2 separate regions of the Homo sapiens genome follow, and region 1 is linked to region 2. Evidence: chromatin contacts called from ENCODE POLR2A ChIA-PET data. All regions are on one chromosome and are shown on one strand. Each heading gives the region's core, a stretch centred on a gene start or an enhancer-like site at or near the end of the contact. The rest is flanking DNA. Distances are from core to core; before and after follow the strand shown. Region 1 holds the start of PPP1R12C (protein phosphatase 1 regulatory subunit 12C). Region 2 holds the start of NCAN (neurocan).

Region 1 (6,227 bases), core at 2,534-5,033, about 36 Mb before region 2:
CCTGGCCAACATGGTGAAACCCCGTCTCTACTAAAAATACAAGAATTAGCCAGGCGTGGTGGCGTGCACCTGTAGTCCCAAGAGAATCGCTTGAACCCAAGAGGTGGAGGTTGCAGTGAGCTGAGATCATGCCGCTGCACTCCAGCCTGGGTGACAGAGCGAGACTCCATCTCAAAAAAAAAAAAAAAAAAAAGAAATTCCAGTTCTGGATTTGACAGTCCTCAGATTGAACCTTGTCTTGGCCAATTTCTAGCTCTGTGACTGGGGCTAGTCTCTTAGTCTCTGCCTCCTGGAGTTGATGAGATGATGTACATAAAATATCTGATAGGCATGTGATGTTGGCTGTGAGCATCTTCATATGCCACTCAAGAACATCATCTTTTGCTCTTGTCTTCCTGTGGTAAAGGTTTTGTTTTCACTTCTAGGGTCTGCTCTTTGCTCTCAATGGTAACAGTGGAATGTTGGTGCTTAACCTTGGAACTGCAGGCCCTCCTCACTGGTGTAAATAACCTCAGAAAGATAAGAAGAAAATGTTCCCACTTCTTCTGTAACAGCAGAAAAATAGATATTAGTCTGCACCATAAAGATGGTTCAGATAAGCAGGTGAAGTTAGAACATCCACAAAAGTATAAAATTGACTCTTCTGTCCTGTGTGGAGAGGGGTAAGAGTATTATAAGCCCATTCTGATTTCTGTTATTTTACTCTTTTTTGATTGCGCCAGTGCAATCCAGCCTGGGCGATGACAAGAGTGAAACTCCATCTCAAAACAAACAAACAAACAAACAAAAACAAACCATAAACACAAACTCATAAACAACATACATCCAGCCACAGACATGATTGCAAATACACACAATTATACATAAAGGCACAGAATACATACAGAACCAGAGCTACACGGTAACACCCTGAAGACCGACTTCTTGTTTTCCTGGGGGAAGGAGGTTGGTGTGTAAGTATGTGGAAAGTGTGGGGTTCAGGGACCACACCTAAGAGCCACCAGAACTATCCCTTTCTATAGAAACAGGCTTCGTGGCGGATGAAGACCCCATCTTGGGGTTCCACCAGATATTCCTACTAAAGAACATCAGCTGGGTGTGGTGGCTCATGCCTGTAATCCCAGCACTTTGGGAAGCTGAGGCGGGTGGATCACTTGAGGTCAGGAGATCGAGACCAGCCTGGCCAACATGGTGAAACCTTGTCTCTACTAAAAATACAAAAATTAGCCAGGCGTGGAGCACGCCTGTAATCCCAGCTACTTGGGAGGCTGAGGTAGGAGAATCACTTGAACCTGGGAGGCGGAGGTTGCAGTGAGCCGAGATCACATCACTGCACTCCAGCCTGGGCGACACAGTGAGACTCCGTCTCAAAAACAAAACAAAACCAAACAAAACAAAACATCAGCGATGCAATGATGCTTGGGTTTGCACCAATGATATGCAGGCTTGCTCTGCACAACTTCAGCTGACCTCCTCTCCACCGGGCCCTCACGCTGCCTCCTCTTCCCTCCTCTTTCCAGAACTATTGCCACTCCTCCAGATATGATGCACAAATGAGCAGGGTCGCAGTGGGAGTGGGCGCAGTGCGCTGATGCCACGGAGGTGTTGTGCATGACGTCTGGACACTAGACTAGCTGCATGTAATGGGAAAAGTTTGTGTTGTACCAGCGCATGCCTTGGAAAGACTTAAGTAATGCAAAAGGTTGTCCTTTAAAAAAAAAAAAAATCTGGCCGGTCGCGGCGGCTCACGCCTGTAATCCCAGCATTTTGGGAGGCCGAGGCAGTCGGATCACGAGGTCAGGAATTCGAGACCAGCCTGGCCAACATGGTGAAACCCCGTCTCTACTAAAAAACAAAAATTAGCCGGGCGTGGTGGAGCACGCCTGTAGTCCCAGCTACTCAGGAGGCTGAGGCAGGAGAATCGCTTGAACCCGGGAGGCAGAGCTTGCAGTGAGCCGACATCGCGCCACTGCACTCCAGCCTGGGCGACAGAGCAAGCCTCCGTCTCAAAAACAACAACAACAACAAAAAAAAACAAAACTACTGACAAGTTGCTCTACTTAACCCAAAGAAAGTGAAGGAGAAAGCGGCTGCCTCACCGCCTAGACATTGAGTCGCCGGATGTTTCAATGCCTCATGATACAATAAAACCACAAAAATTTTCGTAACAGCAGCAGCAACAACAACAACAAAAGAGAAAGAGAGAGGGAAAGAAACAGGCCTCGTGGGATGCGCAGTTTACGTCTCCGCGCAAACCCAAGGACTTCAGAGTGGGTGGGAAACTCCCACAGCGCTTGGGAAACAGTCTGTAGTCTCTGTCCCGATTTTGGCCCTTTTCTGTATGATTTTTATGGGACTCTTCCTGTCACAAAGTGCCAGCCACCTTCCCAATCTTGAGTTGGGCGCGGGATCCGTAAGGTGAAGATCAAGGTGTGCTCATCGCTTGGGCCCGCTGAAAGGTGATTCGCCCCCCACCTGCTGGAACTCCTTGCCCGGGACCACCAATCCCAGCATGCCTTGAGAGCGCGCGAGGGCCTGGGCGGTTCCCAGGAGGTCCGGGTGGGCGCAGGAGAAGCGCGGGCCAGTGAAAGCTCTGAGAGCCCTGTCCCTGTGGACACTGTGTCTTGGGTTCCTTTACTCGGTGTGGCTCAGGGATTACCATTAGGGAGTGGAGTGTGGATTTCTCTTGCCCCGAGCCCTAAATGCCTTGGGGCCCTGCCTTGCACCCCACTGTGCTTTTAGGGGTGTGGCCCTGTGGGCTACATTTCCCAGCGTGCCCTAGGATCGTGGTCCTGACCTTTTCACCGCAAATTTCATTTCCCAGCATGCCCTGCGAGGTCACCCAGGGAAGCTTGGAAGTGGACTGTCTTTCATGGCTTCTAGGTTGCGGACTCAGTTTCCCATGGTGCCCTGGTGAACCCATTCATTCATTCATTCCAAAAATATTTGCGATCAGGTTCTCTCAGGTTCTGTTCTAAGAACCGAGGACAAGTAGTGCACAGAAGACAAAAGATCCCGCTCTCGTGGAGCTTATTTCTAGTTAAGGGGTCAGGAAAAAAACCAAAATAAATAAAACCCAGCTGGGCATGGTGGCTTACGCTCGTCATCCCAGCAGGATTACAGGCCGAGGCGGGCGGATCATGAGGTCAAGAGATCAAGACCATCATGGCCAACATGGTGAAATCCCGTCTCTACTAAAAATATAAAAATTAGCAGGGCGGGGTGGCGCGCGCCTGTTATCCCAGCTACTCTGGGGACTGAGCCAGAATTGCTTGAACCTGGGAAGCGGAGGTTGCAGCGAGCCGATATCGCGCCACTGAACTCCAGCGTGGCGACAGAGCGAGACTCCGTCTCAAAACAAAGAAAACAAAATAAAACAACAATAACAAAACAACTCTGCCTCTCCCCGCACTCCCTCCCACGCGGCTGTCCAGTCGAATTCCTAACTGCCCCGGGGCAGTCTGCTATTCATCCCCTTTACCCGGTGCTACACACTTCCTAGTATGCCGTGGGGCACCCCTCCGGCCTGTAGACTCCATTTCCCAGCATTCCCCGGAGGAGGCCCTCATCTGGCGATTTCCACTGGGCGCCTCGGAGCTGCGGACTTCCCAGTGTGCATCGGGGCACAGCGACTCCTGGAAGTGGCCAAGGGCCACTTCTGCTAATGGACTCCATTTCCCAGCGCTCCCCGCGACCTGCCCAGCACACCCTGGGGCAGCGCCGTGACGTCAGCACGCCGGGCGGGGACCGGGAGATCCTTGGGGCGGTGGGGGGCCAGCGGCAGTTCCCGGCGGCCCCCGGGGCGGGCGGGCGGGCGGGTGGTGGCGGCGGTTGGGGCTCGGCGCTCGCTCGCTCGCTGGGCGGGCGGGCGGTGCGATGTCCGGAGAGGATGGCCCGGCGGCTGGCCCGGGGGCGGCGGCGGCGGCTGCCCGGGAGCGGCGACGGGAGCAGCTGCGGCAGTGGGGGGCGCGGGCGGGCGCCGAGCCTGGCCCCGGAGAGCGCCGCGCCCGCACCGTCCGCTTCGAGCGCGCCGCCGAGTTCCTGGCGGCCTGTGCGGGCGGCGACCTGGACGAGGCGCGTCTGATGCTGCGCGCCGCCGACCCTGGCCCCGGCGCCGAGCTCGACCCCGCCGCGCCGCCGCCCGCCCGCGCCGTGCTGGACTCCACCAACGCCGACGGTATCAGCGCCCTGCACCAGGTCAGCGCCCCCCGCCCGGCGTCTCCCGGGGCCAGGTCCACCCTCTGCTGCGCCACCTGGGGCATCCTCCTTCCCCGTTGCCAGTCTCGATCCGCCCCGTCGTTCCTGGCCCTGGGCTTTGCCACCCTATGCTGACACCCCGTCCCAGTCCCCCTTACCATTCCCCTTCGACCACCCCACTTCCGAATTGGAGCCGCTTCAACTGGCCCTGGGCTTAGCCACTCTGTGCTGACCACTCTGCCCCAGGCCTCCTTACCATTCCCCTTCGACCTACTCTCTTCCGCATTGGAGTCGCTTTAACTGGCCCTGGCTTTGGCAGCCTGTGCTGACCCATGCAGTCCTCCTTACCATCCCTCCCTCGACTTCCCCTCTTCCGATGTTGAGCCCCTCCAGCCGGTCCTGGACTTTGTCTCCTTCCCTGCCCTGCCCTCTCCTGAACCTGAGCCAGCTCCCATAGCTCAGTCTGGTCTATCTGCCTGGCCCTGGCCATTGTCACTTTGCGCTGCCCTCCTCTCGCCCCCGAGTGCCCTTGCTGTGCCGCCGGAACTCTGCCCTCTAACGCTGCCGTCTCTCTCCTGAGTCCGGACCACTTTGAGCTCTACTGGCTTCTGCGCCGCCTCTGGCCCACTGTTTCCCCTTCCCAGGCAGGTCCTGCTTTCTCTGACCTGCATTCTCTCCCCTGGGCCTGTGCCGCTTTCTGTCTGCAGCTTGTGGCCTGGGTCACCTCTACGGCTGGCCCAGATCCTTCCCTGCCGCCTCCTTCAGGTTCCGTCTTCCTCCACTCCCTCTTCCCCTTGCTCTCTGCTGTGTTGCTGCCCAAGGATGCTCTTTCCGGAGCACTTCCTTCTCGGCGCTGCACCACGTGATGTCCTCTGAGCGGATCCTCCCCGTGTCTGGGTCCTCTCCGGGCATCTCTCCTCCCTCACCCAACCCCATGCCGTCTTCACTCGCTGGGTTCCCTTTTCCTTCTCCTTCTGGGGCCTGTGCCATCTCTCGTTTCTTAGGATGGCCTTCTCCGACGGATGTCTCCCTTGCGTCCCGCCTCCCCTTCTTGTAGGCCTGCATCATCACCGTTTTTCTGGACAACCCCAAAGTACCCCGTCTCCCTGGCTTTAGCCACCTCTCCATCCTCTTGCTTTCTTTGCCTGGACACCCCGTTCTCCTGTGGATTCGGGTCACCTCTCACTCCTTTCATTTGGGCAGCTCCCCTACCCCCCTTACCTCTCTAGTCTGTGCTAGCTCTTCCAGCCCCCTGTCATGGCATCTTCCAGGGGTCCGAGAGCTCAGCTAGTCTTCTTCCTCCAACCCGGGCCCCTATGTCCACTTCAGGACAGCATGTTTGCTGCCTCCAGGGATCCTGTGTCCCCGAGCTGGGACCACCTTATATTCCCAGGGCCGGTTAATGTGGCTCTGGTTCTGGGTACTTTTATCTGTCCCCTCCACCCCACAGTGGGGCCACTAGGGACAGGATTGGTGACAGAAAAGCCCCATCCTTAGGCCTCCTCCTTCCTAGTCTCCTGATATTGGGTCTAACCCCCACCTCCTGTTAGGCAGATTCCTTATCTGGTGACACACCCCCATTTCCTGGAGCCATCTCTCTCCTTGCCAGAACCTCTAAGGTTTGCTTACGATGGAGCCAGAGAGGATCCTGGGAGGGAGAGCTTGGCAGGGGGTGGGAGGGAAGGGGGGGATGCGTGACCTGCCCGGTTCTCAGTGGCCACCCTGCGCTACCCTCTCCCAGAACCTGAGCTGCTCTGACGCGGCCGTCTGGTGCGTTTCACTGATCCTGGTGCTGCAGCTTCCTTACACTTCCCAAGAGGAGAAGCAGTTTGGAAAAACAAAATCAGAATAAGTTGGTCCTGAGTTCTAACTTTGGCTCTTCACCTTTCTAGTCCCCAATTTATATTGTTCCTCCGTGCGTCAGTTTTACCTGTGAGATAAGGCCAGTAGCCAGCCCCGTCCTGGCAGGGCTGTGGTGAGGAGGGGGGTGTCCGTGTGGAAAACTCCCTTTGTGAGAATGGTGCGTCCTA
Region 2 (6,793 bases), core at 3,806-6,305:
ACAAAGAGCAGCATCTGCAGCATCAAAAGGCCCAAGGCCCAGACAAACGGGGCCCCCATCCTGGATCTGGAACAAAATGGAGAGGGAGGGAGGGGTGAGCCACAGCCCAACCCTCCCAGATATTCAGCATTGCAGGACCAAACTCCCCCACTCTACAGATCAGGAAACCAGGGCTCAGAGAGACCAGTGTGTTATTCTAGGTCACAGAAGGAGCCAGCAAAGGGCTGAGCCAGAATTCGAACCCAGGGCCACTTGACCTCAGAATAGCAGTGGCTGGACGCGGTGGCTCACGCCTATAGTTCCAGCACTTTGGGAGGCTGAGGTGGGAGGACTGCTTGAGGCCAGAAGCTTGAGACCAGCCTGGGCAACATAGTGAGATCTTACCTCTATTTAAAAAATTAGCAGCCAGGCGTGGTGGCTCACGCCTGTAATCCTAGCACTTTGGGAGGCCGAGGAGGGTGGATCACGAGGTCAGGGGTTCGAGACCAGCCTTACCAACATGGTGAAACCCCGTCTCTACTAAAAATACAAAAATTAGCTGGGCGTGGTGGCAGGCGCCTGTAATCCCAGCTACTCAGGAGGCTGAGGCAGGAGAATTACTTGAACCCGGGAGGTGGAGGTTGCAGTGAGCCGAGATCACGCCACTGCACTCCAGCCTGGGCGACAGGGTGAGACTCTGTCTCAAAAAAAAAAAAAATTATCTGGGCTTGGTGGCGCACACCTGTGGTCCCAGCTATGCAGGAGGCTGAGGTGGGAGGATTGCTTGAGCCCAGGAGTTCAAGGCTGCAGTGAGCTATGATTCCACCACCACACTCCAGCCTGGGTGACAGCGCGAGACTGAAAACAAAACAAAACACAACACAACAACAAAAAACAATCCAAGCAATGAAGTCTGTGGTCAGAAGCCTGGGTGCTGGTAGTGAATCAAATCTGGAATTGGCTCACTGTTCCTTTTGTGTGATCTTGGGCAAGTTGCTTACCTTCTCTGTGCCTTACTTTCTTTGTGGGTCAGATGGGGATAACATCAGGTAGTTGAAAGGAATGGATGAGTCAATACATATAAAATGCTTAGAACTGTCTCATGCAGTAAGGGGTACATTTTAGCTGCTGCTATTATTATTACCGACCTTAACACAGCCAAGACTGAAATACCATTTTTCAAGTCAGCCTCCTCCATCAGACTGGCGGCTCCTAGAGGGCAGCAGTCTGTCCCAGTCCTCCCAGCATCCTCAGTCCAGGCAGCAGGCTGGCCTCTAAGCCATCCTTTAATCTGGGTTTGCTGGCTGACACGATTCGCAGCTTCAATTCCAGGATTTGGTTGTCACCAAGATTCTATTCTTGGTTTCTGGGATTTTGGAGGAGCCGCCAACTCCCAGCTGGAGGAAGGGGCTCACCCCTGCCCACCCATCCTCCTCCTGACTTCACACAGCTCAACAAAGATACTTCTTAGGCCCACAGAGAAACTTCAGTTGTGGGTCCATTTCCCTATAGGGGCTAGGACCCATAGGGATAAAGTGGACAATTATTAAGCGCCTACTGTGAGCAAAGCCCATGCCAGTCGTTGGGACACAGCAGTGCATTTCCTGACTTCACATTGTTCCAGAGACTAGGAATCCTGGGGAGGTGGTCCCTCCCCAAAACCTCCCACTCCTGCGAACCCCGGTCACCAGGGCTCAGGAGGTGGGCGCAGATGGAAAATTAGAACATCATCTGCAAACCCAATCCTTGCTCCCCGCCCCCATAAGAAATTATCCCTGAGGAAGGGGTGTGAACGGAGTCCAGAAGGGGAGGCTGTATGTGACAGCTGTCCCTTTCCCCAGTTCTCCTTCCCAGCTCCCAGAGTCCCCTGCTGGGAGGCCGGCCTGGGACCTGTCCGTGGTGCTGAACTCTGAGGCGGCAACGCAGCGGCAAAGCCCACCTAGTCCACCCCTGCCTCCTGCCTGCTAACACGATGCCTCAGGGACCAGAGAGGGCTAGAGGTTTGCCTCAGGCTGCACAGCAGGGTAGAGGTCAAAGCCAGACCCTGGACCAGTGCTCCCAACTACCAACTTGTAAACCTCAGCAACCTCTGCCTTCACCAGGCTGTTCTCATTTCTTCCCCTTGGAACCCTGAGCAAGTGTGGGGTCCCCTCATGGCTGTTCCAGGCCTGGCCAGGTATTAGAGAGAGACAGGACTCCGGGTTGCACCTGCCCCCAGCAGGGCCTTACGAGAGGACAAGGCCAGAGAATTCTCTTTCTCTCTCTCTCTCACACACACACACACACACACACACACACACACACACCCCGTTAACAGGTCAGACTACATCCAGATAGCTCTGCTTCTAATCCGGGACAAGCTGCTTCAATCTCTCTGTGCCTCAGTTTCCCCACCTGTAAAATGGAGATTATCCAGCAAGTACCACCTGCAGCTACTGTGAGGATGAAATGACCTAAGACTTGCAAAGTCCTAGAAATGTTAAATTTAAAAACAGCTCTTTAGACACAAAGCCTCATGTATACGCTAAAAATATACTGAGGTTGCCCAACATGGTGACAGACACAGTTTCAGGTGCACACCCCCCACACACACCCTCCCACTCCCTTCCACTCGCACCCTCACACACCCACACCCTTCTCTTAAAATACCTCCTCCCCAGGGCGGCCAGAGATGAGCATTTACACAGCTGTCTGGGGCCCGTGCCCTCATGAATAATGTACAAGCCTCATGCATATGCAAGCAGGGGCCTGCGGGGTGCTGGAGGAGGGGCAGCTCGGATCCATGTGAATGTGTGTGTGTGAGAGAGTGTGTGTGAGTGTGTGTGTGTAAGTGTGTGTGTGTCCCCTCCTTCACTTCACCCCCACCTCAAGTCTCCGTTAGCACTGAGTGAAGGTGAGTTTGCCAATGGGCATTTGTGAGTGTTTGTGACTGGGTGTGTGTCCGGGGTGTTGTGTCCTGGCAAGGGTGTGAAGGCGGTTGTGCCATGTGGTGGGTGCATGTTGTGTGTGTGAGCCTGCAGCAGCTCCGTGCACCGGGTGGAGCACATGGGACCTAGTGTGATCTGTGGATGTGTGTGAGTCTGAGTGACCCTCAGCAGGGGGCTGTGCGCACATGTGTGTGTTTCTGACCTGAGAGTCAGGGTGTATTAGTGTGCATGGGTGTGAATGTGGAACTCCGTGGAGGAGAAAGGGAGATGGGCTCAGTCATCATCCCGGGCTTCCCCTTGGGGATTTCAACCCCTGCTCAAGCTTTCCCTGTTAGCGCCCCAACTCTGAACACAGACCACGTCCCACACCCCCGTGCCAAGGGTGCACACTGCCAACCGCATGGAAAGAACCCTTGGCCCCTCCAGATACACAAGCGGGACACACACAGCCACGCACCCCAGACACAGACCCTGGGGAAACACACACTCACACAGATTCACAGTGACATTAACAAAGAGAGACAATATGGGCACTTACAAGACAGGCGGCGTGTCTTCTGCACAAAGACACACACCCACAGTCTCGGGCCCCCCCCCCCCCACATAAACCCCTTGATGAACGGAACAGCATCAGACATAGCTCCTCACTCACACGGCGATGCCAGCCCCTGGCACAAACCGAGATGGATAATTGTGGCCTTGGTGACCGATGGACACCCATCATTTTGCCACATGGTGATGTGGCCCTCGGCACAAGTTTTCTGACAAAGACACAACCACAGTCACATCAGACTCACAGGGGACCCTAGAACCCCTGGGCATACTCCCCCTCCCTGCCTGTCTGGGGTGGACACACACACAAAACCCCCATATCCTTGAGGGGGAACTTGATTTCAGAATGTCCATCAGCTATTGCGACGGCTGGGTTCTGGGGTCCCACAGTGCACCCACCCCTTCCTGCCTGCCCTGCCCCCACGTCCCCCGCTGGGGCCCAGAGCCAACCCTCTCCCTGGCCTGGCTGTTTCTCATTGATGCTGCCTGAGAGGAACAAAGCCCCACGCGTAGGGATGGGGGTCTCTCCTGCCCAGACAGGGCCCTTACTTCCCAGCCCCTTACTTCCCAGCCCCTGTGCCCCCAAACCAAGCCAGCGCTTCCACATGTGTCCATATGGACAGGTGGAACTAAAGGGGGTGGGGGTAGGGGTCTGTGTCATGCTGTAAGGACGTGGGAGGCTGTGAAGGTGCTGGGGGACAGCCCCCCCTCTGAGCTGGTATCCCTCACAGGTCCTGGGGATCCATAGCTGGGGGGTCTAGGGGACCCCCACCCAACATTCACCTGGGACACCCAGTGTGTTCCCTGGGATAAGGGACAACACCTCAACCCAAGGTCTAAGGGAATAACGGGGAACCACGTTGGGATGGGGACCCCCAGGACCTCCTCCCTGAGTCAGAACGTGGTGACCGGACCTGACCCAAAAGGACAGGGAGATGGCAGGGAGCCCCTTCCCCATGGCCGTTCGCTCTCAGCGCAGATACCCTTCCATTGGGCACAGGGTGATCTGGGGGCCCCCTCCCCACTGCAGTCCGGCCCGGAATCCTCCATTCAACCGCAAATTGGGAATCCCTACTTAAAATCCTGGGGTGTCTCGGCTGAGATACGGGGGTGCCCTGTTCCAGAGTCCCCCATTCGGCATCTGGGTGTCCTCTTCTTCCCTCCAAACTCGGGGGGCCCCTCCCCTAGCCCTGTTTCCCATTGCTCCCTCCTCAACCCTGAGACCCACCCCCAGCCCGGCCCCCTCCCCACCGGGGGGTAGTCTCCGGATTCCGCGGACAACCTTCCTCCCCAAATGTCTGTTCACCTAGCATTCCCAAGCCCCCTCCCAGTTCGCGCTCCCTCCTCAACCTAGGGCTCCCCTCCCCCGCTTCAGCCCCCTCCCCATTCTGGGGACTTCTCCCTGGTCTCAGGTCCTCTCCCTAATCCTGAGCTCTGTCTCTAATCCCGAAGTCTTCTCCCGCAACACGGCCCCCTCACGGATCCCCCACCTGGCTCCTAGCTCGGACGCATCCCGGGGCGGCCGCCGGGCACAAAGGACGCTGCGCTCCGACTCAGCCAGCTCCGCGCCGGGTCCAGCCCCTGCGCCCTGCGCTCCGCTGGCCCCAGCGCCGCCTCAGTGCTTATAAAGGGGCCGCGAGGGCTCTCTGCGCATGCGCCCCCGCCAGCCCGAGGCCTCTGGCTGCGCGAGGGAGGGGGCTCCCCTGCCTAAAATCCCCACCCCGCCCATTTTTTGGACACTCACCGCACCCAGGAGAAGATGGCATCGATTCTCCTCCCATTCTCTTTGCCCCAGGAACCGCGTTAAACGTCCCCATTATGCCCCAGGATGAGGCCGTCCCATTTTACAGGTGGGGAAACTGAGCCCCAAGGAGGCAAAGTCGCTTCCCAAGGTCACGCACAGAGGCAGAGCTGGGATTCGAACCTCGCCCTGCCTGATTCTCCAGGACTCACGTTCAAAGCAGTTTTGGCTACAATTACTGGTTTACCCCATTTACAGAGAGGAAACTGAGGCACGGACGAGACGGGGAGACTCCTTGTTCACACAGCTGGTAAGAGGCACGCAGGGTGGGAGTCCAGGTGTGTGACACCCCCGAGCTGTTTCCAGCAACTACAGCCAGATTGTATCATTCATTCATTCACCTTTGTCTGATCAGCATTTATGTAGCACACTCTATGGACTGGGTACTGCTGTTGACACATGAATAATTTTGCTTTATGCAGAGGCATAGGCATGTCCCTGCCATGAGACATGAGACCCCAATCTTTTTTTTTTTTTTTCAGACGGAGTCTTGCTCCGTCATCCAGGCTGGAGTACAGTGGCACGATGTTGGCTCACTGCAACCTCCACCTCCCAGGTTCAAGCGATTCTCCTGCCTCAGCCTCCTGAATAGCTGGGATTACAGGCACCTGCCACCACACCCAGTTAATTTTTGTATTTTTAGTAGAGATGTGGTTTCACCATGTCAGCTAGGCTGGTCTCGATCTCCTGGCCTCAAATGATCCGCCCGCCTCAGCATCCCAAAATGCTGGGATTACAGGCATGAGCCACCGCGCATGGCCTTGAATTACACATTTTAAGATGGTGAGTTTTATGTTATCTGTATTTGACCACCATTAAAAATATGGTAATGAGGGCTGGGTTCGGTGGCTCACACCTGTAATCCCAGCACTTTGGGAGGCCAAGGCGGGTGGATCACCTGAGGTCAGGAGTTTAAGACCAGCCTGGCCAACATGGTGAAACCCTTTCCCTATTAAAAATACAAAAATTAGCCAGGCGTGTTGGCAGACACCTGTAATCCCAGCTGCTCAGGAGGCTGAGGCAGGAGAATCGCTTGAACCCAGGAGGCAGAGGTTGCAGTGAGCTGAGACCATGCCATTGCACTCCAGCCTGAGTGACAGAGTGAGACTCCGTCTCAAAAAAAAAAAAAAAAAAAAAAAAGCCATGAGGAGGGAAATGTGCCCAGAGAGGGCAGGCTTTGCCCCTGCCTTCCTTCCTATGGTCGTGGTGTTTCTGTGCTGAGAATGGGCTCGCAGCGCTCCACCCTGGGTCCTATATCTGTGAGTGTGTGTTTAGCATCTCTGAGGGTGCGTGTCCATCTGGTAGGAGGATAGGCAAATGAGGGACAAGATAGCTTCCACAAGGTTATCAAAGAAAGGAGGCCTTGGCCAGGTGCCGTGGCTCACGCCCATAATCCCAGCGCTTTGGGAGGCCAAGAGGACAGATCATTTGAGGTCAGGAGTTCGAGACCAGCCTAGCCAACATGGTGAAACCCCATCTCTAATAAATCAAAATTAGGGTGTGGTGGCGGACGCCTGTAATCCCAGCTACTCGG

Evidence for each region. ChIA-PET counts read pairs that join two places held with the same protein, here RNA polymerase II (POLR2A).
Region 1: POLR2A ChIA-PET joins it to region 2 with 12 read pairs in RWPE1. The contact joins the promoter of PPP1R12C here to the promoter of NCAN in region 2. POLR2A ChIA-PET finds 5 or more read pairs at or near these places in 2 of 52 experiments (CD8-positive, alpha-beta T cell and RWPE1).

Annotation. Positions count from the first base shown.
Region 1 is chr19:55,115,193-55,121,419 of GRCh38, reverse strand. It overlaps PPP1R12C (protein phosphatase 1 regulatory subunit 12C), which reads left to right and starts at 3,783. Exons shown (of 22, transcript NM_017607.4): 1 at 3,783-4,197. The coding sequence starts at 3,877. RefSeq lists enhancers at 400-489, 3,428-3,707, 4,668-4,747, 5,148-5,197, 4,552-5,387 and silencers at 3,768-3,847, 4,038-4,117, 4,138-4,237.
Region 2 is chr19:19,210,220-19,217,012 of GRCh38, reverse strand. It overlaps NCAN (neurocan), which reads right to left and starts at 5,055. Exons shown (of 15, transcript NM_004386.3): 1 at 4,949-5,055; 2 at 1-66. The coding sequence starts at 59. RefSeq lists enhancers at 2,405-2,905, 2,906-3,406, 4,959-5,253.